2 separate regions of the Homo sapiens genome follow, and region 2 is linked to region 1. A link is a loop called in an ENCODE intact Hi-C map of the cell type or tissue named here. Cell type or tissue: transverse colon. All regions are shown on one strand. Links, peaks and the distances in the headings refer to the core of each region. The heading gives the core; the rest is flanking DNA. Region 1 overlaps CUX2 (cut like homeobox 2). Region 2 overlaps CUX2 (cut like homeobox 2).

Evidence for each region. A loop is a pair of places that touch in the nucleus more often than their neighbours do. Peaks named below come from ENCODE experiments on the same cell type or tissue, not always from the same donor. Only the 100,000 strongest peaks of a DNase experiment are listed, where the experiment ranks them.
Region 2: a loop joins it to region 1, with 3 times the contacts of the local background. A loop is called at or near these places in 1 of 110 quality-filtered maps.

What each region holds. Positions count from the first base shown.
Region 1 is chr12:111,178,511-111,183,877 of GRCh38, reverse strand. All of the region lies in intron 1 of CUX2 (cut like homeobox 2), which reads right to left. Among named protein-coding and RNA genes, the nearest start is that of MIR6760, 120 kb to the left of the region's middle. RefSeq lists an enhancer at 737-1,237. In transverse colon, for the core only: no CTCF peak of the experiment used is centred there; a DNase peak (open chromatin) is centred at 2,551; H3K27me3 peaks cover 3,169 bases.
Region 2 is chr12:111,095,051-111,100,417 of GRCh38, reverse strand. All of the region lies in intron 1 of CUX2 (cut like homeobox 2), which reads right to left. Among named protein-coding and RNA genes, the nearest start is that of CUX2, 64 kb to the right of the region's middle. RefSeq lists enhancers at 1-317, 1,253-1,332, 1,443-1,542. In transverse colon, for the core only: no CTCF peak of the experiment used is centred there; no DNase peak of the experiment used is centred there; H3K27me3 peaks cover 1,162 bases.

The sequences.
Region 1 (5,367 bases), core at 186-5,185:
TGCCTTGACCTGGAATTCTCCTTGAGCTAAATAAGCTTGTTAGTCACAAATATCTGCAGGGGGTGGTGGGACTCCCCAAATGCCCTAGGCCAATAATTACTGCCACCAAACAGAACGCGCCAGGCACTATGTGAGCACTGATGTGTATGACCTCATTCTATCTCACAGTCACCTGGACAGGGATGCACTGTCATCAGCCCTACCTGCAGGATGGAGAAGTGACGCCCAGAGAGGTTTAGTCACTTGCCCAAGGTCACACAAAGCTAAGAATGTGATGAGGCTGGGATTCAAACCAAGGTCTGTTGACTTTAGGGTTTGAGCGTTTAACCCCCATGCTATCCTGGCTCGAAGCAATCTGGCTCCCAGCCAGGTAAACAACAACCTCACCCTGCCTCTGAGACCCCGGTGTTGCTTCTGCCTATTGCCAGACCCCTCAGACCCTGAGATTTCCTTGCACAGAATTCTCTGGTGATGTTAAACTGGCTCCTCCAACTGAGGGGACTGGAGCCTGGGCACAGCTCTATGCCCATGAAGATGAAGCAGGAGCCACCCCCAGCAGGCTTGGAGGCCCAAATGCCAGGCCTGCCTGAGGGACAGCCTGACCCTGTCATTCTTGGCTATCCCAGAGCCCAGCTGAGTCCCGACTGGATGTTCACATATCATTCATTCATTCAGTAATTCATCCAGCCATTCCACAAATATTCATTGAGTTCTCAACTGGGGTGAAGCACATAAACTTCAGAAACTGACCTGAATTTGACTTCCAGCCTCACCCATTCTTAGCTGTGTGACCTTGGACAAGTTGCTCAAGGCCTCTGAGCCTCAGTTTCTGCATCTCCCAAACAGGTAGAATTATAACCTCCTCCCAAGGTACCCGGGCAGATTGAAGGAGGAAGGTGCATGTCAAATGCTTGGTACAGGATCCGGGGCAGTTGGTGGCGAATAAATGGCTGGTGCTATTCCGATTATTGAACGAGACTGGCCCTTTCCCTGTCACCAGGGAGCTATGAGTCCCTTCATTGGCTCCCCTGGAATGTCCTTTTGGGGGCACTTGAATGTATCCTGGGCTGGCTCAGGGACCACTGTCCCATGCCCACCTGAACGAAGATGACCACTTGCCTTGGTGATCAATGTGTTACTGAGCTCAGCCAATTTCTGCAGGACCCGCTCGTCTGACCCCAAAGTCAAAGCTGCCTCCTCCTCCTTCTCCATCCCCAACGATGACTGTTCTAAAATTAGCCAGCAGTTGCCAATTCCAAGCGGAGCCAGCTTCTGGGAACTGGGAGGCCTCAGCATTGTCACCTGAGCCGCCTTCTCCATCCAACTGCGTAATGAATTGTCAGTCTCAGCCACCCCACGGATGGTCTCGAGTTTACAACTGTTCCACCGTCAAGGACGTGGGGGCTAATGGCTCTGAGAAGACGGATCAACTGGAGAACGTCAGGATGATGAATGGATTTGCCCAACGCCAGGATGCTGGCCGCCGGGCTGTATGTAAAAGAGAATGCCTAATTTGTTCATACCTGCAATTACCTGGAGCCCACTCTTCAGGTATGATTTAGCGTGGAAGTGGTCCTCTGTTTAGAGGAATTAATTATTTCAAGTGGTGCCAACCTTTGAGCTCTGATCACTATGGATAACCTCCCCGGGGCCCTAGGATGGGGGCATGTCTCTAGTTAGGTCCTGCTCTATGTGGAAGGGAACGGAACACAGATTAAACCCATCACAGTCATTCGGGAGGGCTTCAGAGATTGATTTTTATCCCCCGACCCTGCCCTGAAACATCTTTGCATCAAGTCTTCCCTTTGCACATTTTTAAACAAATGTCCCCCCACCTCCCTGTGCGCCTCCCCTCCTCCCAGATTAGGTGCACCCGTCGGAGATAATCCGATGAGTCAGTGGGTCCTTGCACCCCCCATGAATTACAAGGATTTCTCTTGCCAACCAAATATTTCATCCAGCTGTAGATATCATGAGGAAATGGCAAACAAAGAGAGAGATTTAATAACTGGAAATAAGAGTGAGGATGCAGATAGTTTAATTTTTTTTTGTATTGCATCTAATTGCAATCAACAGTAGACATCTGACACAGTGACAGCCTCAGCAAAATTGCTGCTGAGAGAACAGAATCTTTGTCTAAAAATAATCAGACATTCTGTGCACCACTGTTTGTTATAACGGTAATCGATGCTGGAGGCTTTGAATTCCATCAATTTATAGATCTGCGCAGGCCTGCCTGGCAATGGAGCTGGTGCACAGAGGCCCTCGCCGGCTCGGGCAGTGCTGGGGCCCGGTGTGTGATTAAGATAAGCCCCGATTCCTTTCATACATTCCTTATCAGGATCTAATTCTCCAGCAGGTAGAGATGTTCACAACAGTTAAAGATTAGTGCAGCTTCTCAGACGCCAAATTTGAGGGTATTGATCAATAAATCAAATCAGGCCAATCAATCGCCCAATCAGGAGAGTCTAGCCAGTGCATTATTACCGGCGCCTCCAAGCCAAAGCTTTTCATGGGTTTCATCAAAACAGCCTCACCTTGGCTTCCCGCCAGCTGCTGGCTTGCCTAATAGACTCCACAGCCGAGAGGGGCCTCCTGCCCAGCGGAAGAGCAATAAATTTCTCATCAAACAGCCGATGGAGAAACAAGATGAACATCTGTTTTGCTGCAATGAAACTCCTGTGTTCCTCAGAATGCACAAACCGCCTCTGACAGACCACCCCAAAGGCGGCTTCCCTGGCACGCGGCGGCCCCGCGGAATATTCCGCCTGGTTATTTCAATCAGGTAATTTAAGGAGACTTTTGCATTCTTCTCTCTGCAGCTGCCGGAGCTCTGCAAAGACTATTCCGGCGCAGTCGATAATAAATGCCATCCTGGGACCCTGTAGTATGAAGGCAATTTTATGATACCCATTATGTGGCAATGTAACTTCATTAAAAGCTGTTTATTCCCTCTAAGCATTTTAAGCACTTTCCCTCACCCATAAAGGAGGAGCCCGGGAGGTTATTTTTACAGAAAGGGTTCTCGGCCATATTTCTTCCCTCAATAACTCAGGGGAGCCTCGCCCACCGGCCTTCTCACTTTGAGGAGGGGAGGCAACCTTGGGTCTGGGGAGGCTGGGGGAGGACTAGGTTTTCCCTGGGACCCAGGCATGGGGCCACCACAGCTGCAGGAGCTGAGAGGTCCAGGAGAGGAGAGGACTGGAGGCCTCAGTCCCACCAGATCCTCAGAGGCCCTTTGTTCCTATCAGACTGGGAGGAAGAAAGTTCCAGAATATGAGAGCCAAAGCCAGCGTTTTCCAAACTGTGTGTCCCCTAACCTTTCCTTTTACTTTTCTATGTTGACACGAATCCAAAGAAATTATTTCTCGGCCTGTCGTAAAGGCCCAAATTCTCCTTTGCAGGGACAGCTGGCGGCTGAAGGATCATTTCTTAGCCCAAGATTTGAATGCCACATGTCAAGGGTTCTTCGGTGGAGGTCTGCAGACTCAGGCTGAGAGGAGCAATTCTTAAGGGTCCGTGGAATTGGTTTCCCTCCCTGTAGAGGGATCTGCTCATGTCCTGCGCTGGAGAAGTGGAAGGTGATTCTGCTTCTTGGAAAGCAGGAGAGGGAGGAAGTAGTGAGGGAATGAATGAGACTGTAGAGAGGAACACCTGCAGGCACCAGTCAGGGGTGTGGAGGGTTCCCGAAGACTCCTTTAATTCTGATGAGCTTGTTGTCCAAGGTGAGGAGGGACACAAGGTCAGAAGCCCAGCAGGGTGAGGTGGGGGGAGGGTGGGGTCAGGGGGCCCCATGGGGGCTGGAATTCTGCCAGGGATGCAGTGGAGCACAAGACAGGATCTGGACTAGTGCCATGGCATGATCCGGGGTCAGGGTAAAAATTACAGTCCCAGGGGCTGGGCACGGTGGCTCACGCCTGTAATCCCAGCACTTTGGTGGGCCAGGCGGGCAGGTCCCCTGAGGTCAGTAGCTCCAGACCAGCCTGGCCAACAGGGCGAAACCCTGTCTCTACTAAAAATACAAAATGAGCTGGGCATGGTGGCATGGTGGTATGTGCCTGTAGTCCCAGCTACTCGGGAGGCTGAGGCAGGAGAACCACTTGAACCCGAGAGGTGGAGGTTGCAGTGAGCTGAGATCGCACCACTGCACTCCAGCCTGGGGTACAGAGTGAGACTCAACACCAAAAAAAAAAAACAAAACCATGGCCCCTGCTGACCAATCATGTCATACACGAAACTAAAGGAAAGGGCAGGCAAAACAACAACAACAACAACAACAACAACCACGGCGATGGCTCAGATCAGCCGGAATGAACTCTGTGCCACGCACCATTCTAACCCATTCAATCCTCTCAACACCACCATGAAGTAGGATCGTTATTAATGCCATTCTGCAGATTTGGAAACTGAGGCCCAAAGAAGTGAAGTTAAACATCCCCAGGTCACACAGCTAGTAAACAGAATTCATCATGAACATTTCTTGGGTGCTTGGTGTCCCCATCCTGTGCACCTTATATGTGGTCTCCTGATTTATCTTTGTAATACTCCTCCACGGCGGGTGTTGGTATTATGCCCATCTTACAGGTGAAGAAACCAAGGCTCAGAGAGGGGAAGTGATTTAAACAGGTCAGTCAGGGGCAGGGCTGGGGCTGAAATGCATTCCAAAGTCCTTGACCCTTTTGGGCACTGTTTCCTGGCCTTCCAGGGGTCCTGCTAGGCTCCCTGTGAGGGGATCCTCAATGAGGAGGGGAGTCCACGGTCCCCTCTAGGGCTCCCACTATTGCCCTGTCCAGTCTGATCTCTGTGCGGTAGCTCAGGGAACGTCTGAAAGGTAAACTAATCCTTCCAAACCCCCCTTGGCTGCTGCTGGCTTTGAGCAAAAGGCCCTGTGTGGTCCTGCACAGTCTGCTCCCAGGCCTCTCTCAGCCCTGCTTTCCCCTGCGCCGACCGCTGACCCCCTTGCTGTCATTCCCCGTTACAGAGTCCAGACACGCTCCTGGACCTGGCACATGCACACGGTCTTCCAGCTCAGCCCTGGGATATCACCACCACAGGACATCCCCAAGCCCCCACGGCCCCTGCGCTTCCATCTGAGCCCTCATCACAGGCATAAATCATTGGACTTCATTCCAAACGGCCATCCCATAAATGTCCATCTCCCTCATTAAACCCTGACTCGGTCTTGTTCACCTGTGTACCCAGCCCCTGGCATGATGCCAGGCACATAGTAGGTATTTAAGAAATATTCATTGACTGATCAAAGTGGGGACCCCTGCCCTCCCTCCCAGTGTCCCACCCGTGACCATTCCCTTTCCATCCCAGCTGGTCCCTTGCAAATCCAGTTCTAGTTCTCAGTCACGTTCTGTG
Region 2 (5,367 bases), core at 95-5,094, 83 kb after region 1:
CACAGACACACACACAACTCATGAGTGCACACACAGAGATAGGCAGAGATCCACACTCAATCTCATGCATGGACGGCTCTCGCGGCCACCACACACGCAGAGAAAGACACACGGAGAGCCACACAGGCCACGCATACATCGAGCTGGACACACAAAGGGGCACAAGGACACACACAGGCACAAGGACACACACAGACACAAGCACACACACACATACACACACACACACACACACAGTCACAGGCTCCTGCTCTCACATCCCCCAAGTCCTCTCAACCCTCGGCGGGTCCTTGCACTCACCCTGGGCAGCTCCTGCCTCCTCTCCAGAGCCGTCCAAGGCTCCCAGAAGTGTCCAGACACAGCCCCGCTCCGAGGGCCCGTCAGCAGCACCACCGGCAAATAAAAAGCGAATGTGCAAAAATAAAAGCGAAAGGCTGCGATAAAGCCGTTCCCTTCCCACAGGACTCTGAGCTGACGCAGGTTCTGCTCTGCAATAAACATTTTCATTCTAATTTTAAAAGACATTAGCATTACCTCTTTGGCTCTCGATTGAGCCAGACGGTCCCTCGCCTCCTAGCTGCCCATCGGCCCCGCTGGGCATGGAGGGGACAGAGGGTCACTCTGAATGATGGGCACTGACCCAGGCTGCCTGGGTCTGATTTTACACCATCCGTGCAGGCCCCAGTTTCGGCGCCCAATAAACCCAATAGGTGATCAGAGAGACTGGGAGCCCCAAAGCTGGCAGAGACATCCCCCACCTTCCCCTGAGACTCCATCTCACCCCAGCCAGGATCCCTGCAGGTCCAATCCTGTTCTCCCATGTGAGGGCTACACATGAGGATGGTGGCTTTCAAATGGCAGGTCTGCCCCCAACAAATAGGGGGCCACCCCCACCTCCCCACAACTTGCCCTGCCTGCAAACCCGAGTCTCACCTCATACCTCCCAGCAGTGACCCAACCTGGCTTTCCGGGCTTGGCAAGAAATGAAGGAAGAAGAGAAACCACATAACGGTTTAAGAAAGCACCGAGCTATTTTTATGAGCTCAGAGGCCTAGACCCCAAAATGCAGCACTGCCTCTGGCCTCCAGCCTCAGCTCTTGCCACACCCTGCTCACCCGGAGGTCCCAGGCACTCTGAACAGTGATTTGCACAAAGCCCACCTCCGAGCCTTTGGCCAGGCCGTTTCCTCCACCTTGAACACACGTTCCTGCCTCTGCTGGGGCAGGACCTGGTCGCCCTTCAGGTCTGAGCTTCCAAGTCACTTCCTTCCACACTGCTGAGCATTTGGGATCCTGTATTGAATGGGCAACCCAGTTCCTGCCTTCACTGAGCAGATGATGTAGGTGGCCTCCTCTGGGAGACTTCCTTGGCCTTCCAGGCTATATTGAGCACCTATCCTTACTCCAGAGGCCTCCCGGCTCCTACTCAGGGACAGCTCTTCTCAGGCTGGTTCTACATGCTGCACTTCTGGCCGTTCCTGTCTGGGGGCTCCCTGAGGGGAGGAGGCAGTCTGCGGTGCTCCCCCTTTCCCCTGCACCAGGCATGAGCCCCATGGGCGGCTGCTAAGTGCATGAATAAATGAATACCCAGCTTGTGCCAGCCGAGGCCAAGTCCCTCCAGCGTGGCTCACTGTCCTCCTCCTCTGAACTCACGAAGAGAAAGGGAATCAGGAGACCAACATGAGTCCTTGCTAGAGAGAGGGAGGTGACGTTGGCTTCCTGCTCTTGTCTGAGCTGCTCTGGGGCTGGGGGTATAGGTCCCCTCCGGCCATTCCCCCGTTAACATGTCACCATATTGTCAACTGGGGCTCCGCAGTCCCCGAGCGTCAAGATGTGGGATGGAAAGGAGAAATGCTGGCAAGGCAGCTCACAGCAGCCTCAGTGGCCTCCCTCCAGAGATGCGTATCTACTTTGAAAGGTCCCTCGTTGGCCTGTACCCGGGAATCCCCGGTGCCAAGGCCGATGACTGCAGCAGCTCCTCCCTGTCTCTCCCACTCAGTTCTTTTTTTTTTTTTTTTTGAGACGAAGTCTCGCTCTGTCGCTCAGGCTGGAGTGCAGTGGCATGATTTTGGCTCACTGTAACCTCTACCTCCCAGGTTCAAGTGATTCTCCTGCCTCAGCCTCCCAAGTAGCTGGGATTACAGGCAGGCACCACCACACCCGGTTAATTTTTATAGTTTTAGTAGAGACAGGGTTTTGCCATGTTGTCCAGCCTAGTCTTGAACTCCTGACCTCAAGTGATCCACTTGCCTCGGCCTCCCAAGTGGTGGTATTACAGGCGTAAAGCCACAGCGCCCAGCTCCCGACTCTGTTCTTACCCCTACGACCCTCCTCTCCATGGTGGCCTGAGACTTCTTTGCAAAAGGTAAGTGGATCCTGTCACTACTGTCCCAAGCTTACGCCCTTCAATGGCTTCCTGTAGCTCTTAGAACTAAACTCCCCAAATCCTTACTCTGAGCCTCGGGGAAAAGTCCAAACTCCATGTGGTGGCCTTGGGGCCTTGTCTGATCTGACACCCACCAACCACTCCAAGCTCACCTCTAACCCAGCAAAACGACTCACACGCCCTGGAGCCTGGGTTCTCTGTGCCAATGCCCACGCCATTCCTGGTGCCCAATGCTGTGCCCCAGGTACAAAACAGCCACCCCGATCCCCTGCCTGCTCGCTGCAGTCTCTTTGCGGATCCTCCCTGGCTCCTGACTCTGAGCGCCTCGCTTGCCGAGCAGGACCTGCTGCTGTGAGAAAACGCTGTCTTGTGCAGTCACGGGTGGTCTGCTCACGCCAGTGACCCCCCTGAGAGCAGAAGCCCATTTTAGTTATCTAGGAGCTCCCCAGATCTGGCCCCGGGTAGGCACATGAATATGTATTAGTTATTGCTGCTGTGATTAATATCATTTTAGGCTCCCTCTGCTGCTGGTGCCTTGCTCTAAGCTCTCGTATTTGTTGCTAATAAATAAAGCCAAAAAGAAAGACCCTGGCTCCTCTGCTTCCTCCCCAACTTCCCATCCTGCTCTCTGGAGATGGAGGGCTTGGGGACAAGCAGGTGAGCAGTGTGTCATTTCCCAAAACACTTCCCAAAATTGAACAGGAAGCAGTGGGAGATGGGGTTTGTCACCCCAAGACAGGCATCTGAGTACCTGAGCCCAGAACAACATGGGTTTTCACTCCAAGGCCACACCTGGTGGTCTCAGGTGACACACACACATTTGAGGGTCTCATGTCACCTTCCTGGGTGTATCTGGACCAGAGCTCCCATCAGAGGCATGAGAAGGGAACAGGAAGGATGCCCAGTGCAGAACTTTCGGGGGTGCTGGGCTCTGTCCGATGTGTTGGCAAGGCTCTGCTTTTAGGATTTAATCCTTTTTATCTTGACAACAGGGACTCACCTTCTGAAGCCAAGATCTTAGCTGCCTCCCAACTTCTTCTTTTTCTTTTTTTTTTCTTGATGGAGCCCTGCTTTGTTGCCCAGGCTGGAGTGCAGTGGTGTGATCTTGGCTCACTGCAACCTCCACCTCCTGGGTTCAAGCAATTCTCTGCCTCAGCCTCCCAAGTAGCCGGGATTACAGGTGCCCACCACCATGCCTGGCTAATTTTTGTATTTTTAGTAGAGATGGAGTTTCATCATGCTGGCCAGGTTGGTCTCTAACTCCTGACCTCAAGTGATCCACCTGCCTCGGCCTCCCAAAGTGTTGGGATTACAGCCTACTAACTTCTTCAAGCCAGATCTCCTGAACAATTCCAGCTCAACTCACAAACCCACCCCGTGGCTGAGCTGGCCTTGCTTTCTGGAGGGAAAGAGGAGGCTGGAGGTGCCACTGAGCTGGGAAGCGGGGATGTGAAGCATCAGAGAAGAGGGACAGGACCACGGGATGGCTATGGGGCCTCGGGCAAGTGACTTTGCCTCTGTGAGCCTCAGTTTCCTCTTCTGGAAAATGGGTGTAAGTGATAAAAGCTCCTAAGATTCCATACGGGGAGCACCCAGCAAAGGGCCCCGCCTCCCACTCTGCTCTGTGGTGGCCATGGGGATGATAATTTGGGTAAACCCAACTGGCTTCTGGGAGAGCAAGAAAGGATGTGAGGGGTAGGGGATAGAACAGCCCGGGGCAGACAAAGAACCTCAGCCCAGGCAGGTAGGGAACTTGAGACCTCCAAGGTCTGATTTCCCCTCACCCCCACCGGAGGGCTCCATTTTGTACTCTCTAGGCTGTTGGCAAGAATGCGGACCAGACTCTGGTGATAACTGCTCTGAGCACCAGGCAGCTCTTGGTTCTCCCTGCTGATGGGGGGCTCGGTGGCACACTTAATCCTGGAACCATCACTCATCCACGAGCCACTTGTTGAGCCCCTGGCACTCTCTCTTGTCCCAGCATCACTGCTGACCCTGTCAGCCTCTGAGCCCTTGCTCGAGGAGGCTCGGACTTGCACAAGGGGACTCAGCTCCAGGGCCAGCTCACTGCTCCTGCACGGAGCAGATGCATGAGAGCAACCACCATGTGCAGGGACTCACTCCAGGCCCAGCATTTCCGGACCCTACATGGCACCCAGCATGCTCCTTCATTCTGGCTTTGAGACATTGAAAGGGTTGACAATGTCTGAAGCAGACAAAATGGAGGCTGTGAGTTTCGCTTATTTCATGGAGAGAAAAAGTAGTGATGGTAGTAACGGTAATATTGATCAATACAATTTTAATAAGAACAGCTATAACTCACACACTGAGTCCTTCACCTGCACCCTCTCATCTACCTCTCACTGCAGCCCTCAAGGAGGGGAGCACTGCTATGCTTACTTTACAAATGAGGAAACTGAGACTTAAAATGGTGAAGTCATTTCCCTCCTTACCTCATTAGACCAGGAAATAAAGACTCAGAGAAGGCAGACCACTTGCCTAAGAACACACAGTGGGTAACAGACAGGAATTTGATACCAAGAGTATCTAACCTTCATCCATTTTTTTTTCTTTGAGATAGGGTCTCACTCTCTTGCCCACACTGGAGTGCAGTGGTACAATCACAGCTCACTGCAGCCTCAACCTCCTGGGCTCAGGCAATCCTCCCACCTCAGCCTCCAGAATAGCTGGGACTACAGACGTGCGCCACCTCACCTGGCTAATTTTTGTATTTTTTGTAGAGATGGGGTTTTACCATGTTGCCCAGGCTGGCCTTGAACCCCTGAGCTCAAATTATCTACCTGCCTCTGTCTCCCAAAGTTCTAGGATTACAGGCATGAGCCACTGCGCCTGGCCACCCTCATGCTCTTAACCACAGCTGTTCCCACCCCAGGAAAACACATGGCTAGTCATTCAATAAACAGCATAAGAGATGCTATGGGGTATCTGGTGCTGGGCAGACTGAGGTGAAGTCCCTGGGTG